Linked DNA regions of Homo sapiens: region 2 is linked to region 1. Evidence: read pairs that join two places in POLR2A ChIA-PET (ENCODE). Cell type or tissue: A673. All regions are shown on one strand. Links, peaks and the distances in the headings refer to the core of each region. The heading gives the core; the rest is flanking DNA.

Evidence for each region. ChIA-PET counts read pairs that join two places held together with the same protein. Peaks named below come from ENCODE experiments on the same cell type or tissue, not always from the same donor. Only the 100,000 strongest peaks of a DNase experiment are listed, where the experiment ranks them.
Region 2: POLR2A ChIA-PET joins it to region 1 with 5 read pairs; 3 of 35 experiments call an interaction of 5 or more read pairs at or near these places.

The regions. Positions count from the first base shown.
Region 1 is chr2:3,144,662-3,154,762 of GRCh38, forward strand. The region is part of intron 2 of LOC107985840 (a long non-coding RNA gene); the gene reads right to left. Among named protein-coding and RNA genes, the nearest start is that of LINC01250, 24 kb to the left of the region's middle. RefSeq lists enhancers at 6,792-6,861, 6,872-7,131, 7,142-7,201. In A673, for the core only: no CTCF peak of the experiment used is centred there; no DNase peak of the experiment used is centred there; H3K27ac peaks cover 622 bases.
Region 2 is chr2:3,277,972-3,288,072 of GRCh38, forward strand. The region is part of intron 3 of EIPR1 (EARP complex and GARP complex interacting protein 1); the gene reads right to left. Among named protein-coding and RNA genes, the nearest start is that of EIPR1, 95 kb to the right of the region's middle. RefSeq lists enhancers at 2,509-3,009, 7,768-8,346, 8,347-8,924. In A673, for the core only: a CTCF peak has its summit at 8,882 (motif pointing right); DNase peaks (open chromatin) are centred at 4,680 and 8,830.

The DNA of each region.
Region 1 (10,101 bases), core at 1,006-9,005:
TCCATGCTCACCCCAGGGTCCTGAGTCTCACCCCAGGCCTGAAGTCCCATGGAGCCCATCCACTGCCATCAAAACCATAATGGCCAGGCAGGTGACAGATGACAGACACAGAGTTGAGAGGGCCCCAGAGGAGCACAGTCCAAGAGCCATCACTCGGGGGAAGACCTGCCCTGACCTGCAGGAACATGGAGCCAGGCCTGGACCCAACTTCCTGATTCATAATAACATGGATCCAGGCCTGGACCCAGCTCCCTAACTTGTAAGAAGATGGAATCAGGACTGGACCCAGCACCCTGACCTAAAGGAACACGGGTGGTGATGCTGGTGGGTTTCTCCCACTTTGCTCCCCTCACACCCCTGAAGACCTGTAATCCAGTGCCCAGCAGCTAGTGGACCCCCTTCCCGTGGTTCTCGGCCCACATGGTCTGTGGCTGGAGCCTGTGGTTGGGACCATTTTAAGCATTTGGCCGAGCTCATCTGCTGCCGTTTCTTCTCCTGTCAGAGCCTGGTTTTATGCTTTCCTATTTTAAACAAACAGCCGTTTGAAGGCAAACTCTCCTTTCCCTTGATCCTGTAGAACAGCCCTAGGAGGTGCTTTTCTGATTCCTCTGACGTTTCTGCCACTCCTCTAGGATCTTTCAACCTGTTCTCCCCTCTGAGCCCACACTTAGCGGGTTCTGAACTGCTCTACTCAGCCACCCCGTCCCAATCCCGTCTGGCTCCAGCCCTAGCAGTCCTGAAGCTGCCTGCGTGTTCTCCGCTAGGTCACTAGGTCACTTACCGGGCGGTGAATGGTCTCCATTAGGAAGCCCTGCAAAGTCAGAGGCTTAATACAACTGGTCTACTGCTCACCACCCTGAGGCCAGGAGCCCGGATAGGGCTTACCTTTGTGCAGGTGGCGTGTGCTGCGATGGCCAACGGGGGCTGGAGGGCCCGGGATGGCTTTGTCCTGTCTGTGGGCTCTGGATGGGGCACCGACTGGAGCCCAGCTATCCTCTCTCTCCCTGGCCCTCCAGAGCCCCTCTCCAGCAGGGTAGGTGGGTGTCTTCATATGGCAGCAAGGACCCAGATCAGAGGCTGGCACCGTGCCCTTCACAGCACGTAGTGATCAGAGCAGTCACCGCCAGCCTGGGCTGGAGGAGCGGATGCAGGTGAGAAGGCGTCACCGGCCTTTGGGACCAGGCCCTCGGGCTGCCACCTGCAGGCAGCCACCACCCGCCTGTCCTTCACACAGAGCTGGGTCTATTCCCCCACATCCTTCCTTCCTGGTGGCACACGGCCTGAGGCCCACAGAGGAAAGGCCCCTTTGACATGGGCCCAGTCCTGGGAAGCAGCAGGAGAACAGACACAGTTGCCAGATACGATCCCAGCTCTGCCACACGCAATTCCATGACCTGGAACGCCTCATTAACCTCACGGAGACTCAGTCTCCTTTGCGGTCAAAGGATTGTAATTGTACACACCTCCCAGGGCTGTTGGGGAAATTAATAGAATCCACTTCTGTAAAATTCTGTATTCAGCAGGCCCTCAACGGCTGGAAGCTATCACTGTTAGTAGAATGATCGCACTACCATCTCAGCAAAAGCCACTCAGTACATCCTGATTCCAAAGCAGGACCTGGACTCACTCATTCATGTCAACATTTAGGAGGTGCTATTCTACGAGTCACTTGGTTGGAAAGGGTGGGACCCTGTGGCCAAGCGCTTCTTCCTGCCCAGGGAGCTCGCCCTGGGGAGGTGGTGGGGACCAGCAACAGCTGCTAGGCAGAAACCCCGGCTCCACCCCTCTCACTGTGTGGCCTGGGGCAGCTGTGTGAGCCTCTCTGTGCCTCCGCTGTCAAATGAGAATGACATTGACCTCTTAGGATTAAATCAGAGAATGTTCCTAAAGTGCTGAGAACAGCGCCTGACATATTAAAAGCTTCGGATGCGTTTGTCATCACTGACATCTAATAAAGAAGAGAATAAGAGGGTTTTTCCTGCATTTCCCCTCTGACCTCTACCTCTTCTGGCTGAAAACCTTTAGGCCTAGTGCCCTCTCCTTTATTTGTTTTACGCTATGTTCTCTATAAGCCATGTTGAATCCTTAGTGAAATGAAGCCCAGCATAAATAAATGAACAAATGCGGCCTCAGATGCGTCCAACCTCACCAGCCCTCTCGCCCCCAGGATGTCCTCAGCGATCACCACGGCACTCTCTGAGGCCTGGCCCAACCTCACCAGCCCTCTCGCCCCCAGGATGTCCTCATCAATCACCACGGCACTCTCTGAGCCCTGGCCCAGCCTCACCAGCCCTCTCGCCCCCAGGAAGTCCTCATCGATCACCATGGCACTCTCTGAGCCCTGGCCCTGACCTGTGCCCTCGGAGGCTCCTGCCCGCTGCTGAGTCCGGCTGAGTAGTTGCCATTCCTCTTCCTGGTTAGATCCTGCTCCATTTCCAGCTGGAAAGTCGTCATCCACTCTGGGGATTTACTCTGCTGGAGTCGGTCAAGCCGCCCCAGAGCCTCACTCCCAGGGACTTCAATCTCACGGAGCCGGACTCAGATTTACTGTGGAAAACATCCCTGGAATAGGCATTGCCTCATCGTCCTCTCTGGGGAAGACGGATGCGCCGGGAGCTGCCCCAGTGGGTGCACATGGAGCTCCTCGGGGAGCTGGGCCCACCCCAAGGACCACCGTGGCTGCAGCTGGCTTCTTCATGCACTAGGGCTGGTCCTCGGAGGACAGTGGCAGCCACAGGCCACACTTTGGCTGTGCCGGGAGCCCCCAGACACCAGGACAGAAAGGAGACCTCGGGGAGACTGGCTTGCCAGGTCTCTGCCTCTCCTTTCTAGACAAGAAACCCAGACTTTCCGGGAGGTGCATCATCACCTGAAACCAAGAGGCCCAGACCCCGGCTGGGGAATAGTAAGTAAGGGATGCTGCAAACGCACTTGGCTGCAGTCAAACCTCTCTGCCCTGATGCCACTCTGCCGCCATCCCATGAAACACGAGAACGCCTGCCGTGGGGAAAGCCCTGCTCATCCCAGCTTCCCGGAGTATCTGTCCCAGGGAGTGAAGGGAAGCAGGGCCGGCTCGCTGGTGAAGACTCCGGCTTTCTCCATTCCCACCGAAGACCTTCCTGAAGGCTGGGCTGTCACCCCAGCGTCCCCGGCCCTGGCACCGGCACCAGACCCAGCACAAGGCCCCTCCTGCTGAACGGAAGGACAGACAGGCAGCGGCCGTGCGGATGAAGGACGGGTGTTCGCAGGTGGCACACATATTTTTTGTTCTCCTTAAATAATCATGACGTCCTCATTCTCCATGGAACCGCCCTTACCCTCCTCCTCTCTTCCTTTGCGGTCACTGCCGCTGTCCTGTGGGCAGTGCCGCCTCCACAGTAGTCAGTGCAGAGCAGGCCTGGATGCGGCAGTGCTTCAGAGGCCGGAGGACACCGCGGAGCCGCAGGCGCCCACAGGGCCACCCAGCAGCTCCCCCGCTGCCCCACCTCGGGCAGGCAACGGATTCCCCAATCCCTGCAGATAGAGACAGGGGCATCCCTGATCTCACGCAGGCACAGTGGGGAGTAAAGGGCAGTGCATAAGAAGCCCGGGGCTCCGAGCCTGGCACAGGACGCACGTTCCCACGTAGGTGGCTGCTTCCTCGCTTCTGCCACTGCAGCCTTGGCACACAGGGCTCTGGCCACGTGACCACCCAGGCTGCTATTCTCACTTGCCAAACACAGCCCGCCCTCATCCATCTCAGAGCCATGCTGGCTTCCTGGAGGTCCTGCCATGCTGACTTAGCATGTCCCCTGTCCCTTACTACCCTCATCCTTCCCCACAGTCAGACTCACCCTCAGATGCCCCAACTCTAGAAAGCCCACTGTTCCTCATTCCCTCCTCCTGGGACCCCAGTCAGCTCACTCAAGGGAGGCCTGGAAACAATGCTACCTCACTGTCCCTTAGCAAGGACTCCAGGCAACCTCTGTATTTACTGCAGTTGTTTACACCCTGCCTCATTCCAAGAGCAGTGTAGCTGGCAAAGGACACGCACGGAAAGGCTGATGCCACGGAGACAGATATGGATGAGCACAGCCACGGAAAGGCCTGAGGCTGCTCAGGATGAGCGGGAACTGTCACTTACCTTGAGCATCCAGGGCACAGGTGCCGTGCTGGACCCCCGCAGGGTGCACAGGCACTGAGAAGGGCTCAAAAGAACTGCCTCTGCCTGCAACACAGCTGAGGAGACCGACATAGCCATGTGTGAAACCCTGGGTGTCACGCGTTTCGCACTAGGGAAACACCACCCCTGCAGCTGGGGCAGAGACCCCTGGCAGCCAGCCCTGGAGGAGGCGTGGGCTCAGGGAGCAGCCGGAGATGGATGGGGAGGGGCCGGGACGAGGAGGCCGCGTGGCTAGCATGGCGAACATGGGCGGCTGGGCACCAGGCTCACCCACACATGGGGAATCCACGTGTCCTTTACCCACCTGGAACCTGTTTGCTGAGTTGATACATAAGATCGACTCTGTAGCAGCACTTGGTGAATTTAAAAAATTAATTGTAAAGGAATTTATACCTTATTGCAAAGACAACTGTTTATTTACTAGAAATTAGGCACTGAGATTCCTATCTTGATGGATTATAAAGCCCCTCCTGCCCCTGCCCATATTTCCAGTGTTGTTCCACCAAGTCTCTCCCATGAGAGGGAAGCTTCTTTGAGCCAATGTGGACCAGTCACGAAAAAGTGGGGGGACCAAGCATGAAGACCATGTTGTCACCAAGAGGCATTGTCCTGAGCCAGGTGGGGCCGGACCTTCCCCAGCCCCTGCCCCTGCTAGGAAAAGTGCTGCGACTCCATGGAAACCTTCTCCTGGGGTGGGAGCCAGAGGGAGACGCACCCAGTCTGCAGGGTCCGGCCCCCGTGGGCATGCCCAGTCCCTCAGGGTGTCTACCCATAGCCAGCATGTGGTCTTTCCAGAGATGCCTGACCTGGGCACACCTGGGCTTGGGGGAACCCTGACCCCTGACAGCCTGGGCGATGCCCCAGCAGCTGAGATGACAGCACACAGAGCCTTTTCTGCAACAGAACTTGGGGCTCGAGTGTACTCAAGGTGCTGACTCCTGGACGTTCCTGCCAAGGGGGTCCTGGAGATGGCTCGAGTGGCCAAGAGCTCAGGGCCAGCTGTCTACTCAAGGCACAGGCCCCAGAAGGTTGCCTGGGACAGTTTCCCGCAGACCTGGCCATTGCCATCTTAGTGACTGGGCAAGGACTTCGGAGATGTTTTTATTCAAATATTAGGTTGTCCAAGTAAAACAAATCTGCATTTCTTTTCTCTGAGGGATCCAGTGAGGTGGTTTCACTTTGACTTTTATTAAGCGATCTGTAAACATGAGTTTGGCTGATTTAGCTGACCTGCAGGAAAACGTTCCTCACCACTTCCAACCCTCCCACTCCATCCCAGCAATATGCTACAAAACGCTCAAAAACAGGTCCACTTAAACCTCACAAAATCAGATCAGTGTCGGGGCCTGGAGGGGAGTAGGGACAATGTGTGTGAAAGTGAAAAGCCATAGTTGGAAACTCTTCTCAAAGGACTATAATTTTAGTATTTTCAAGGGCAGACTACGATCCATAAGGACTAATGTGAGAATGTCCTGACCGGGTGCAGTGGCTCATGCTTGTAACTCCAGTGATTTGGGAGGCCAAGGTGGGAAGATGGCTTGAGCCAGGAGTTCAAAACCAGCCTGGGCAACATAGCGAGACTCCATCTCTACAAGAAAAAATTAAATAAAAATTTTAAATATTAGCTGGGCATGGTGGTGCGCGCCTGTAGTCCCAGCTACTTGGGAGGCTGAGGCAGGAGGATCAATTGAGTCCAGGAATTTGAGGCTGCAGTGAGTGATGACCATACAACTGCATTTTAGCCTGGGTGGCAGAACAAGACCCTCACTCTAAAAAGATTTTTCTTTCTTTTTTTTTTTTTGAAAAAAGAGCATCGTGGATCATCGTGGCAGATGGGAGTCAGGACTAGATTGCAGCTCCGACTCAGATGGATTGAGCAGTGTGTGGAGGCTCACATCATTAAGTTTAGATCCAGAACAAACCAGGAATCCCAAGAGGACCCACCGACCCTCTGAAGGAAGCAGACAGCTGCAGGACCTGGGAGACACCCCAAATACTGTGAGTGCCCCAACAGTGGAAATGGGAAAGGAAGATCCTCCGCCCCCGAGCACACACCCCCACTGGGGAAACTGAAGGTCTAGTTTTCGAGAGAAGTTTCCAACCTTACCTGGAGTTGAGTCAATTTAGAGAGCAGAGCGAAATACAGGGGTAGAGGAAGCAGCGGGAAAGGCCCTGGGAGCTCGCTGGGTCCCCAAGCAGCCCATTCCTACGTGGCAACACAAGGATCTTTTGGCAGGGTGACCGGAGGTGCAGGGCGGGGGAAATGCAACAGGGAGAAGGAATTCTCCAGCCGAACTTTGTAACAATTTGAACCAGGCGAGAAGCCTCCTGGCCAGAACTCAGGGGAGGGTGAGAGCTGGTGTATAGACTCCACAGGCGGGGGAAGAATGAAAGCCCTAATTGCTTTTGCAGCTAGGGGGTGGTGGGTAGCCTGGGGCGAGTTCTCAGCCCTGCTCGCCCACTGCCTGGAAACAGACTCGGTGCTGTTAGTGGGGCCACAGTGGGAGTGAGACCAGCCCTTCAGACTGCATGGGAGTTGGATGAGGCCTGTAACTGCTGGCTCTCTCCTACTTCCCTGACAACCTCCATGACTCAGCAGAGGCAGCCATAATCCTCCTAGATTCACCACTCCATTGACCTGGGAACCTCACCCCCATCCCCCAAAGCAACCACAGCAAGACCCAACCAAGGAGAGTCTGAGCTCAGACATGCCTAGCCCTGCCCCCACCTGATGGGCCTTCCCTATCCACTCTGGTACCTGAAGACAAAGAGCATATACTCTTGGGAGTTCTGGGGCCCTGCCCACCACCTGTTCCTCCCCATACTACCACAGCTGATGCTCTCTGGAAAGCACCACCTCCCATCAGGAGGCCAACCAGCACAAAAATAGAACATTAAACCACCAAAGCTAAGAACCCTCACAGAGCCCTTTTCACCCCCCTGCCACCTCCACCAGAACAGGTGCTGGTATCCACGGCTGAGAGACCCACAGATGGTTCACATCACAGGACACTGTGCAGACAACCCCCACTGCCAGCTTGAAGCCGGGTAGATGTGCTGGGTGGTTAGACCCAGAAGAGAGTTAATAATCACAGCATCTCGCCTCACAGGAAGCCACATCCATAGGAAAAGGCGGAGAGTACTAACTACATCAAAGAAACACCCCATGGGACAAAAGAATCTGAATAACAGCCTTGAGCCCTAGACCTTCCCTCTGATAGAGACTACCCAAATGAGAAGGAACCAGAAAACCAGCTCTGGTAATATGACAAAACAAGGCTCTTTAACACCCCCCCAAAAATCACACTAACTCACCAGCAATGGATCCAAACCAAGAAGAAATCCCTGATTCACCTGAAAAAGAATTCAGGAGGTTAGTTATTCAGCTAATCAGAGAGGGACCAGAGAAAGGCGAAGTCCAATGCAAGGAAATCCAAAAAATGATACAAGAAGTGAAGTCCATAGTCACCAAAACAGCATGGTACTGGTGTAAAGTAGGCACATAGACCAAAGGAACAGAATAGAGAATCCAGAAATAAACCCAAATACTTAACAGCCAACTGATCTTCGACAAAGCAATCAAAAACACAAAGTGGGGAAAGGACACCCTTTTCAACAAATGGTTCTGGGATAATTGACAAACCACATGTAGGAGAATGAAACTGGATCCTCATCTCTCATCTTATACAAAAATCAACTCAAGATGGATTAAAGAATTAAACCTAAGACCAGAAACTATAAGGACTCTAGAAGATAACATTGGAAAAACTCTTCTAGACATTGGCTTGGGCAAGGATTTCATGACCAAGAACCAAAGGGCAAATGCAAAAAAAAACAAAGACAAATAGCTGGGGCCTAATTAAACTAAAGAGCTTTTGCACAGCAAAAGGAACAGTCAGCAGAGTAAACAGACAACCCACAGAGTGGGAGAAAATCTTCACAATCTATACATCTGACAAAGGACTAATATCCAGAATCTACAACGAACTCAAACAAATCAGTAAGAAAAAACAAACAATCCCATCAGAAAGTGGGCTAAGAACATGAATAGACACTTCTGAAAAGAAGATATACAAATGGCCAACAAACATGAAAAAATGGTCAGCATCACTATTTATCAGGGAAATGCAAATCAAAACCACAATGCAATACCACCTTACTCCTGCAAGAATGGCTATAATCAAAAAATTAAAAAAAAAACGGTAGATGTTGGCGTGGATGTGGTGAACAGGGAACACTTCTACACTGCTGGTGGGAATGTAAACTAGTACAGCCACTATGGAAAACACTGTGGAGATTCCTTAAAGAGCTAAAAGTAGAACTACCATTTGATCCAGCAATCCCACTACTGGGTGTCTACCCAGAGGAAAATAAGTCACACGAAAAAGATACTTGCACACGCATGTTTACAGCAGCACAATTCACAAGTGCAAAATAGTGGAACCAACCCAAATGCCCATCAATCAACAACTGGGTAAAGAAATTGTTTATATATATATATATATATATATATATATATATATATATATATATATATGATGGAATACTACTCAGCCATAAAAAGGAATTAACGGCATTTGCAGCGACCTGGATGAGATTGGAGACTATTATTCTAAGTGAAGTAACTCAAGAATGGAAAACCAAACATCACGCTCTCACTGATATGTGGAAGCTGAGCTAGGAGGATGCAAAGGCATAAGAATGATGCAATGGACTTTGGGGACTTGCAGGGAAGGGTGGGAGGGGGCGAGCGATAAAATGCTACAATTAGGGTGCAGGGTATACTGCTCGGGTGATGTGTGCACCCAAAGCTCACAAATCATCACTAAAGAACTTACTCATGTAACCAAATACCACCTGTACCCCAATAACCTATGGAAAAAAAAATAAATAAATAAAGAATATCCTAAGGCCAGGTATATGGAGACCTACTGTAACAGACGACCATGGCATGGGAGCTGCATATCAATTATTAATAACTGAGTGTCCCTAGAGTACTCAGGAAAAACTTCATGTTCTCCTGAGTAACCTAATTTCTAATGTGTATTTAGTAAACCTTTAAATATTTTAAATTCTAAAATGAAAGTAATAAATGCATAGGTTTAACATTTGAAAGAGTGCAGGAGGGCTGATGAGAGAGACAGAGAGAGAGACAGGGAGAAATGGAGGAAAGGAAAAAGGGCGATGCTGGGCGGCCCCCAAACAGCCCTCCCACCTCCAGCCCTGCTCCTCAGGGGTAACCGCTTTTAATGGTTCTGATTCCATTTCTTCTCTGGTTACTTCCCAGATCTTTCTGATTTCTTGATCAGCTTATTTTCCTATTATGATCAATAAGAATTTAGCTGTCTTTACTATTGTTACAGCCTCCCAATAGTTACATCAATATTGACAGATGTACCTTCCATTATCTAACTGCAGCAGTAAGCAATACACGTGACACTCCCCGCTAATGACAGAAGGCACCCCTGATCCCTGAGACTAGGTATTGGCACCGCCAGCCTTCCCCCCTGCCCTGCCCTCACCGGCTTCCTCTTCCTGCTTTTGACGGTGGCGCCCTGCCTTATTAAGCTTCCTGACACGTGCACTGTATTTTTACTCATGGGTAAGTCTCTGTGCTTTGTCTGTAGAGTCCAAAAAGTTGAAAACCAATTAACCTGAATTATTAATAGTTAGCATAGCTAACTCCTCTAATAGATAAACCTCCAAATATAAAATGGCATAAACACCATCATTTGTTTCTTGCTGATGTACGTGTTCCTGAAGATAAGTGGGTCCATGGAGTGGCATCTCCTCCTCAGCCACTCAGGGACCCAGGTGACCCAGGCTCTGACATCTTGAGCGTGAGACTCCACGGTCATCCAGTTTCAGCCGTGGGAGGGGAAACTGGCCAAAGGAGCACGATGTGGGTGTTTTTAATGGGCCAGGCCCGGGTACACTGG
Region 2 (10,101 bases), core at 889-8,888, 130 kb after region 1:
CTGCACCAGCACTCCCATTTCAGGGCCCCAGCCCACCCTGTGCTCCCAGGCCTCCCTCACTAGGGAACTGCCCTTCCTAATCATCCCTGGGAATAACAGGAGGGTCTGCACCTGTGGTTGAACTTCACCTGGTCCCACCACCGTCCCCAGGCTCACTCAGTCTGTCTGTGGGGACTCCAGGTACGAGGCACAGGCCCCAGAGGCCCAGGGGAGTCTGAGATGGAAACGAGAGGAGGGGGAGACGCAGGTGGATGGCAAAGGCCACCTGCATCCCTGCATCCTGCCCCATCAGCTGCTGCCATCCACACCACATGCAGACTGTGGTTGGTGCCACTGCCCACATGCCCTGCCCTTGGACCATGGGCCCCATGCTGCCCAACCAGGAACCTCCTCCAAGCTACCACTTCTCTGCAGGAGCCAGGGGAACCTGCCTTTAACCTGTGGCCAGCCAGCCCTCTGAGAGAGTACCCTCCCTCCGTGCAGAGCTGCTCTGCCCAGGGCACCATCTCTCCTTAATCCAAGCCCTGTCCTCCCCAGTCCCCACAGCACCCTGGCAGGAGCAGGCTGGGAGGCAGCCAGGCCCAGCTCACCCTCTTCCTTCCTCACGACTTCCGACCCCTGAGGTTGGCCTGGCCTGGCCTGCTCTACCGGAGGCTCCACTTGTGGCCATTTCTTTAAGGGGAGGGGCCTTCCCCTCCAGCTGAGTCCGCTTCAGGGCCCCCAGACCATCAGCGAGGTCGGCCCACCTCCAAAACCCAACTACATACAGGATTCAGGCAAGCCCGGAAGATCAAGCAGATGGAAGGCCATGTCTGCCCCAGCAACCCCATAACTGGCAACCCCATAAGCCCCACAGAGGCTGCCCTGTGCAGGGAGGAGGTCACGGGGGGCACTGCCCAACCTCCCGCCAGCCCATTAGCCTCACCTCCAGCCAACAGAAGCAATCTGGCAGACAGCATAAACCTTGGTTGATACGTGAGTTCACCTGTGCTCTGAGTACATCGAACCATTTTTTTATGCCTACAGAAGGAAACAGTGACATCTGCTTGACATCAAACTACTTTCTGGACAGTGACTCGACACCCATGTTCTCACTAAAACAGGAAAATGTGGGTTTGCCAGCATTTGCTAAAGCAAATGTGACACACAGCACTTTAGGAGGTAGTTTTTAAAAATCAGCATTATACACCTCGCAACCGATCATGTCAGAAATTAATTAACACCCCTCACTCCAAAAAATCTTCATCCCTTCATTCTTTGGAAATCTGATGATTTTCTGACTGATGTAATTAGGTTTCCAATATTTTTTCCCACACTGGAATATCAAAAACACTCTCTTATAAAAATATTCAATCAATTTATCTGTAAAAACATATTTGTCAGTAAATACTGGGAAGAGGTCGGAATAGTCTGTCACCTTGAGCCCAGCGAGGTAGCGTAGGATACAGGGATGCAGGGCCAAATGGACATCATACCAGGCAAGGTCGGAATCCCCGCTTGTGGCCTGCTGGCTGGGATCCTGGGCAAGGTGTCACTTACAATCCCTAAGCCTCAGTCTCCCCAGCTGCAAAATGTAGACAGATACCAATGCTTCTCTTCTGGGGATTTTTAAAATAATAAATGAGATGGAAATGAATGCACATATCATGCAGCCTAAGAGATAAGGTAGACACTCAACAGAAGCGAGTTTAAAGAAGGTATGGAATGGTGAATGCCCAGGCACGAGGGTCGGGACAGCGGCCTGCTCATCTGTGCAACTGCAGGAGGCTGCTCCGCTGACCTGACGCGCAGAGCTGTGAGGTGAACCAACACCATGATGCGAAGTTACACACAACCCAGGAAGTTTAGGTGTGTTCCATCACATGCCAAACGATTCACTGGAATCAAACACCTCTCACTTATATCCACGTCTCTGGCTAAAAAGAAGTAACAGGACCTCATCCTCTTACTAGTCACCGCAGCGCAGCCTGGAGCCTATCAGCTGCAGTTTTGCAAGTAGCTTTTTGTAAGGACGGAGAAAAGAAAAATAAATGTTACTATTTATCTTTCTATTTTTATGTATTTGTATGATTTCTATGGAGCCCATTCTGGTTCACCATTTTCTTGTAATCACCTTAGAAGAGGAAAGGGATGTGTTGTGGTTTATGCCTTTCCGATTCTTTAACTGTGAGAAAAAAGGGGAGATGCAGCAGTAATTCCAAAACACTCTTCCTTCCACACTGACCGCCCTGCTTAGCCCCTTTAAACCTGAGTCCGGAGCCTCACAGGTTGCAAAGCACCGTGGTGGTTACCCACAGCTACAGACAAGTCGGCAAAACCTTAAGGAGGCTCCACGCTCCCTCACGCACACAGAGGAACTCGGACCCGGTCTCCCAACTCCTCGCCCGGCCTCGTTCCCATCCTCCAGGTGCCTCGAGGCGGCATCTCAGGCTTCACACGAGCCACACCCTGGCATGAGGAACAGGATGGGCCGCGGGTGAGTGGCCCTGGGAAGACTGGCCCCGCCTCTCTGCTTGTCTCCCCCAACTTGAATCTAACCTGCTCCAGGGGAAGAGGGGCTCTGGCCAACTCGCTCACAACCCTGACCGCGCCTGCAGATGGGAAGGGCTCAAGGCTGCGAGCAAACGAGGTTGCCTTGTCTAAGTCAGCTACAAGTATCCGCTCTGATTTTAACATCAGCAGGCCTGTTTTGTTCAGGGGAAGCTCTTTCCTTCACTCCCATGAGAGGCCACTGGCATGGCTTCCACAATATGGCTCCTAGAGGTGATGGCACCCAGAGGGACATGGCCAGTGCCACAGTGAAAGCTGTGCCTTCCAGCGCACTCAAGGAGAGGCAGCTCCTCTCAGCCTCAGGACATGAGAAGCTGCATGCCCAGGTTAGAGGTCTGAGCACAAGCAGCCAGTGCCACCCGCGCCTCCTCCTGTGGTCATTTCCAGGAGCCGCCTGTGCAGCTGCTGCTGCTGGACGCTCTTCCTCCCCTTGATCTCCCTCCTTCTGGTGACTCATCCCTGTACCTGGCCTCCAGCTTGGGGTGCTGTCTCCTACGTGGTCCTCTAGGAGAACCCAAGCACCATACCCACCCCCATCCACATAAAGCCATGTTCCCTGGGCACAGCACCCTGTCCTTGCCTTCATGGCTGGAATGCACACCACACTCCCTGGTCTTTCGGTACTCGAGGTCTGGCTCACACAGTTGAGTGGACACAAACATCCACTCAACAACTTGGAAATCAGGGAAGTCAGATTTCTCTTCTTGGCCCAAAAGTGCCCTCTGGTTGTGGTGGCTGGGACCTGCCCTCCTTCTCGGTGTCCCTCCAGGAAGGCTGGAGATTTGTTTACAGAAATCCAGTGAGCGTGCACATTTCCTGAGAACATAGGGCGAGTTAGTGAGCACTTCTCAAAAGTCAGAAGTCTTCATTATGAAAGGTAAACAGATCCAGGGATTAGGCGCCTGGGAATACTTACATCTGTTTCATGAAAAGGTAAAGCAAAGCAAAACGATGGAAAAAGGCACATAAAAGAGAGCAACTGGAGTGGTGAGATGAAAAAACTGAGGAAAAATCTGGAAATTTAGTCAGCGGCTCCAAAAAGTCACTATTATCACACAGTGCTCATGAGCAACACCCACGTATACAGGAACGCGTGCCTGGAAGGGCTCAGTAGATCGAACTAGCTCCCTTCAGACGGTCAAGGCGGAAACAGCATTGACATTCATTATGTTACAATGTGGAATATGCCAAATATTCTTATTTTTACCTGTCCAACCATCCCAAATTAAAATTTTATGTTGAAACTTGATTCTGAAATAAATTATTTGGATTTTCCATATCTTTTCAAATGTAACTGTGTTTATTTCAAATTCCTATAGATCAGAGAGAAAAAACAAACAAAAAATAGTTTTAACAAAATGAGAGATTAAAACCAAAGTTTCTGCGGGATGATAGAGACCCTTTTTAAGCACTAGAGGGGCTCACATGAATGGAACTGAGTGTTAGGTGGAAATACCAAGTTCAAATGCCAGGATGCTTTAAAAGGGGCACTGCGTACGTGGAAATGAGAATTTTATATTCAATGCCACAAAAAAAGCTCACTGATGAGAGCCAGTTGGTGCAGCCGTCAAGTGAAGGAGGAATCCCTGCAAAGATCAAATAAGTAAGTTTATGAAAATTCTAGGACAAACCAGCCAACAGGAGAGCCAAGTCAGCTCCCTGCTGGGTTGGTGTCGGCAACCATCACCAGCCCCGGGCCACCGTCAGGTGGGGGCACTGCCCCTCTGTGCAGCTTGCACAGAGGCCTGAAGATGGACAGCTCTGCGGACATGGCTAGCAGCTGCCCTGGACTGAACATGCTTTTACCCTCAGACCAAGTGGTGAAATCTGTCTTTCCAGCCTTTTGTGTGGAAAAAACAAAAAACACAGCCCCACAGACTTCAATGAGCCCGGCACTTCCTTTCTTGTGTTCCCTCGTCACTCCCTCCCACCTGGTGCATAAACATACCCAGATTGCGGTCTCTGTCTCGTTAGTCATCCCGTTCATTCCCTCATGTTTAACCTTGAAACCCGACTGCCAATGCACTGACATCGGTGCCTACAGACGGCCGCACGGGCTGCTGCGCCGGCTCCTGGCAGGGTGTGTGCTTTGATGGGCTCTGGGGGCAGAGCCAGCTGGCGGCGGCAACTCCGTTGCCCAGGGAACAGCCATTGAAGTGTGCGCTCCCGAGTCTGCACCAGGCCGGCGCCTGTCGCGGTGCTGGCTGAACCTCGGCGCTGCAGGGGCTGTGCCCGGCGGGTGCCCATTAGTGCTCTCCGTGCTCCAGGAACAAGGAGCAGGTCCAGAGGCCCCGCTCTTCCCACTGACAAACGGGCTTGGTTTGCTGCCTTATTAATGACTACGCCACTCTCACCACCCAAACAAAATGCACAGAGTAGGAGGAAAGAATTAGCTTCGAGGAGGTGCTCTTACTATTTTTAGACAATGCCTGTCAGCTACAGAGCAGCGGAATAGCCCTGAATACCTAGGGGTGATCTGTCCTTTTACTTAATGCAAACTCTGCTTTATTTTGCTTATTTATTCCATTTTCAGTGCCCCCCAACCCAATTTAGTCTTCCCTGTTTTTGCAGTCCTCATTTGGAGAATATATGAAACATACCAGTCCTTGCCACTTTGAGGAATCAGGGGAAGGCCAGCTGCCCCAACCCTTGGCTCCCACTGCCATCACAGTGATGAGGCTCTCCTGGGGCAGGGACATCCTAAGAGGGTCCATGCAGCAAATGCACCTCTCAGCACCACCACGCTGGGCTGGCCTCCTCCCCACACCAGCAGCATGGCGCACTGGTCCGAGCAGCCAAGTAACACTGCGCCAACAAACATGGAGGCACCCGAGGGGCTGCGAACCACCAGGCCCACCTCCTGCCCTGACCACCCCTCCTAGCAGGTGGCGGGGCCACTCCTATCTCCTCACTCTGCAACCCAAGCTGAGGGGGAAGCTGCTGCCTCCGCATTGCCTGCAGTGGCACAAGAGGACTGAGAAGGAGCTCACGCCCAGAAGTGATGCACCACGTTCACACCCCGGCACACTGGCCAAAACTCGCCATGCCTTCCCCCAGCTGCAAAGGACGCCCAGACGGGCAGGAGAGCCAGATACCAGCGAGCACCACTAGTTAAAGAGGGGAAGAAAAGAAAAGGGAAAACTGCTGGGCACAGAGGCTCCAATCTAATCCCAGCACTTTGGGAGGCCAAGGCAGGTGGATCATTTGAGGTCAGGAGTTCAAGACCAGCCTGGCCAACATGGTGAAATCCCATCTCTACTAAAATACAAAAATTAGCCGGGCGTGGTGGCGGCTGTCTGTAAATCCCAGCTACTCAGAGGAGGCTGAGGCAGGAGAATCACTTGAATTCCAGAGGCAGAGGATGCAGTGAGCCAAGATTGCGCCATTGCACTCCAGCCTGGGTGACAAAGCGAGACTACATCTAAAAAAAAAAAAAAAAAAAAAGAAAGAAAGAAAAAAAGAAAAGGGAAAACAACCACCTGAGGATGTGCGAGGGAGCGGTGCAGAGGCCCAGGGCTGTCTCCCCAAGACGCAGGCCAGGAAGCAGACGTGCAAATGGGAGAGCCCACAGGCACAGAAGGCCGCGGCACGGCTGCAGGTAAGGTGGGCACATGGAGATGGGGCCGGAGGCCGCCCACAGGCACAGAAGGCCGTGCCACGGCTGCACGTAAGCTGGGCACATGGAGATGGGGCCGGAGGCCGCCCACAGGCACAGAAGGCCGCGCCACGGCTGCACGTAAGCTGGGCACATGGAGATGGGGCCGGAGGCCGCCCACAGGCACAGAAGGCCGTGCCACGGCTGCACGTAAGCTGGGCACATGGAGATGGGGCCGGAGGCCGCCCACAGGCACAGAAGGCCGCGCCACGGCTGCACGTAAGCTGGGCACATGGAGATGGGGCCGGAGGCCACCCACAGGCACAGAAGGCCGCGCCACGGCTGCACATAAGCTGGGCACATGGAGATGGGGCGGGAGGCCGGGTCTTGAGCAGTGTGCAGACCACGGACAGTGGTGCAGAAAGGGAAACAGAACCCAAATGTACTCAATCTCTATTATGTGCCTGCACTTTGCATTCTTCAGCCCATCTAATGTCACTCCACAAAGCAGATGTTATTTCCATTCTGTTGATGAGAAAAGTCAGGGGCAGAGAACGGTTCACTTCTCAGGATACAGTAACTCAAATGGAGCCAGGATTCCAACTCGAGTCTGCCCAACTCCAAATCCATTTCCCCGTGTCATTATCCTGCCTTTCCGCTTGTGGCAGGAAGGAGCACACAGTTGGGAAAGGGGGGCCCGCCAGCAGCAGAGTCAGAGGAAGAGAAGGTGGCTGCGAGAGGACAGAGTGCAGAGGCCCCGGGGTAGATCGTGGTGAGGTCACTGTGAGAAGGGAAAGCGGGTGTCAGAACCACGTGACCCAGCAACTCTCCCCAAGAAAGAAGAACAGACGTGTAGGTATGGATCTTCAATACAGCATTGTACAAGGGCAAGATAGTGAAAGTCAATGTCCCCCAATGGAGAAGTGGTTAAATACACAGGGACACGTCAGACCACCATGGAAAATGTCCTCGTGAAAGATGGCTGCTCACTCCATCTCAGGGCAGGCCGGACAGTCCCCCGAGGTCAGCGAGCCTGTGGCCCTCACTGCCTCTGTCTCCACACAAACTGGAGACACCCAGCCCAAGAGGAAGAACCTGGGACAGGGCAGGGGAGAAGCAGGCTCCAAGCACACCCTGGAGCAAACCTCAAAGTCAGGGCTGGGGTCAGAATGGGGGCCAGGAAACAGAGCCAACACCCTCCCACCCCCCCACCCCCACCCCCACCCCCCAGGTCCCAGCTGTGGTGGACGGGAGCAGCAACACCCACCGCCTGCCCAGCTGCAGCGAGCGAGCACTGGCCACGGCCTCTGCTTCTATCAAGGCTCAGGGCCAATTAAACACTGAGCGTTGGGGACTGAGCACTTCTAGCTTCAAAACAGGAGTTTGCTTGTTTTCTTTCAGAAGTGCTCCATAAGAATTAAAGTGTTGGAGTCCAAAGAAAGCTCTGCCGACCACATGGAGGCAAAGCTCAGGAGGCACTGGTGGAGCCTCAGCTTCTGATGCTGCGCAAGAGTTACTAACACATGGAGCAGAAGTCACCGATGTCTCCGGGACCCTCGCACGGAGCAGAAGTCACCGACTGTCTCCGGGACCCTCGCACGGAGCAGAAGTCACCGACTGTCTCCGGGACCCTCGCACGGAGCAGAAGTCACCGACTGTCTCCGGGACCCTCGCACGGAGCAGAAGTCACCGACTGTCTCCGGGACCCTCGCACGGAGCAGAAGTCACCGACTGTCTCCGGGACCCTCGCACGGAGCAGAAGTCACCAACTGTCTCCGGGACCCTCGCATGGAGCAGAAGTCACCGACTGTCGCCGGGACCCTCGCACGGAGCAGAAGTCACCGATGTCTCCGGGACCCTCACTTTGGAAGCAGTGCCCTGCCCTGAGGACATGGGGCAGCCGGCTGTAGGTGTTCCAGCTGTGGCTCCATCTTCCTAGCTGAGAGCCAATGCCAGCTGCAGCCACTGGGAGTGAACAAACCTTCCCAGGACTCCAGCTTTTTCCAGCCAAGCCCCCAGGCACATGGAGCAGACACAAGCCACACCTGCTATCCCTGCCTGATTCCCCACCCTCAGAACCCATGAGCAGCACAAAAGGTTGTTTTTATGCTAATAAAAAAAAATAGGTTGGCCTCATTTACAAACCCAGGGTGATTCGACAACTGCCGTCACCGTGCCTGCCTGTGTATGACGTGTACACACACTGCTCCTGTGTAAACGTGTGGCCGTGACATGGCCTCCGTTCAGCTCCAGGTGTCAAGTGCCAGATTCCAGGAAGCCCCAGGAGTGGGCCCAGAAGGAGCAGTGCCAAGGACCCCCGGGGGTGGGGCCATCCTACCAGGCATGTCCTGGGCACATGGGAAGACCGAGAGGTGAGGGACACTTGGTGTCCGTGACAGGGAAAGGCTGAGGCATCAGGCTTCGGGCTGTGTCTACCTTGGTGACTCTGGAAGCGTTTTCATAAGCACTTGTCATATGTCATATGCAGTGTGCTCCAGGGGAGCAGGGGATCTCACAGTCCAGAGTGCCCCGCAGAGCACCCGAGACAGCGGCTGGCAGAGCACAGGCAGCAATGCCCCAGAGGAACAAGCCAGCCCCTGCGTCCCCACGTGCTGAGTCCATCCTCCCAGCAGCTCCAAGAGGCGGAGCTATCAATTTCACATACAGACAAGGAAACCAAGGCTTGGAGAGTTGAAGCCACCGTCCAAGAACACACCAGAGTGCCAGCCGGCAGAGGGGGCTGTGGGGAGCACACAGAGTGCCAGCCAGCAGAGGGGGCGGTGGGGAGCACACAGAGTGCCAGCCGGCAGAGGGGGCGGTGGGGAGCACACAGAGTGCCAGCCGGCAGAGGGGGCGGTGGGGAGCACACAGAGTGCCAGCCGGCAGAGGCGGCGGTGGGGAGCACACAGAGTGCCAGCCGGCAGAGGCGGCGGTGGGGAGCACACAGAGTACCAGCCGGCAGAGGGGGTGGTGGGGAGCACATCACACCTAGACCCAGCTGCAGCACCAAGCTCGTTCACCACGCTCTAGAAAACTCATTCAACATGTTCCACAAAGCTCGTCCACCACACTCCAGAAAGTTCGTTCACCACGCTCCAGAAAGCTCGTTCACCACAATCCAGAAAGCTCGTTCACCACACTCCAGAAAGCTCATTCACCACACTCCAGAAAGCTCGTTCACCACACTCCAGAAAGCTCGTTCACCACACTCCAGAAAGCTCGTTCACTGCGCTCCAGAAAGCTCGTTCACTACGCTCCAGAAAGCTTGTTCACCACAATCCAGAAAGCGTGTTCACCACGCTCCGGAAAGCTCGTTCACAATCCAGAAAGCGCGTTCACCACACTCCAGAAAGCTCGTTCACCACACTCCAGAAAGTTCGTTCACCACACTCCAGAAAGTTTGTTCACCACGCTCCAGAAAGCTCGTTCACCACAATCTAGAAAGCGCGTTCACCACGCTCCAGAAAGCACGTTCACCATGCTCCAGAAAGTTCATTCAGGCTCCAGAAAGTTCGTTCACCACGCTCCGGAAAGCTCGTTCACCACAATCCGGAAAGCGCGTTCACCACGCTCCAGAAAGCTCATTCACCACGCTCCAGAAAGCTCGTTCACCACGCTCTAGAAAGCTCATTCACTATGCTCCAGAAAGCTCATTCACTATGCTCCAGAAAGCTCATTCACCATGCTCTAGAAAGCTCATTCACCATGCTCCAGAAAGCTCATTCACCATGCTCCAGAAAGCTCATTCACCATGCTCCAGAAAGCTCATTCGGCATGCTGTAGCCCCTATGTACCCAGGCGGTGGAGGGGCCAAGGTCGTGTGCAGAGGGTACTGAGTAAGGAGTAGGCTGCCTGCACTAAGGGGTAATTGCCATGAGAGCTCCTCGTGGCCCCTCACAGGGTTCCCCTCTCCTCCCCGTGGCCCGAGTCTGCTGTAGGTAAGGTTGTCGCAGGGT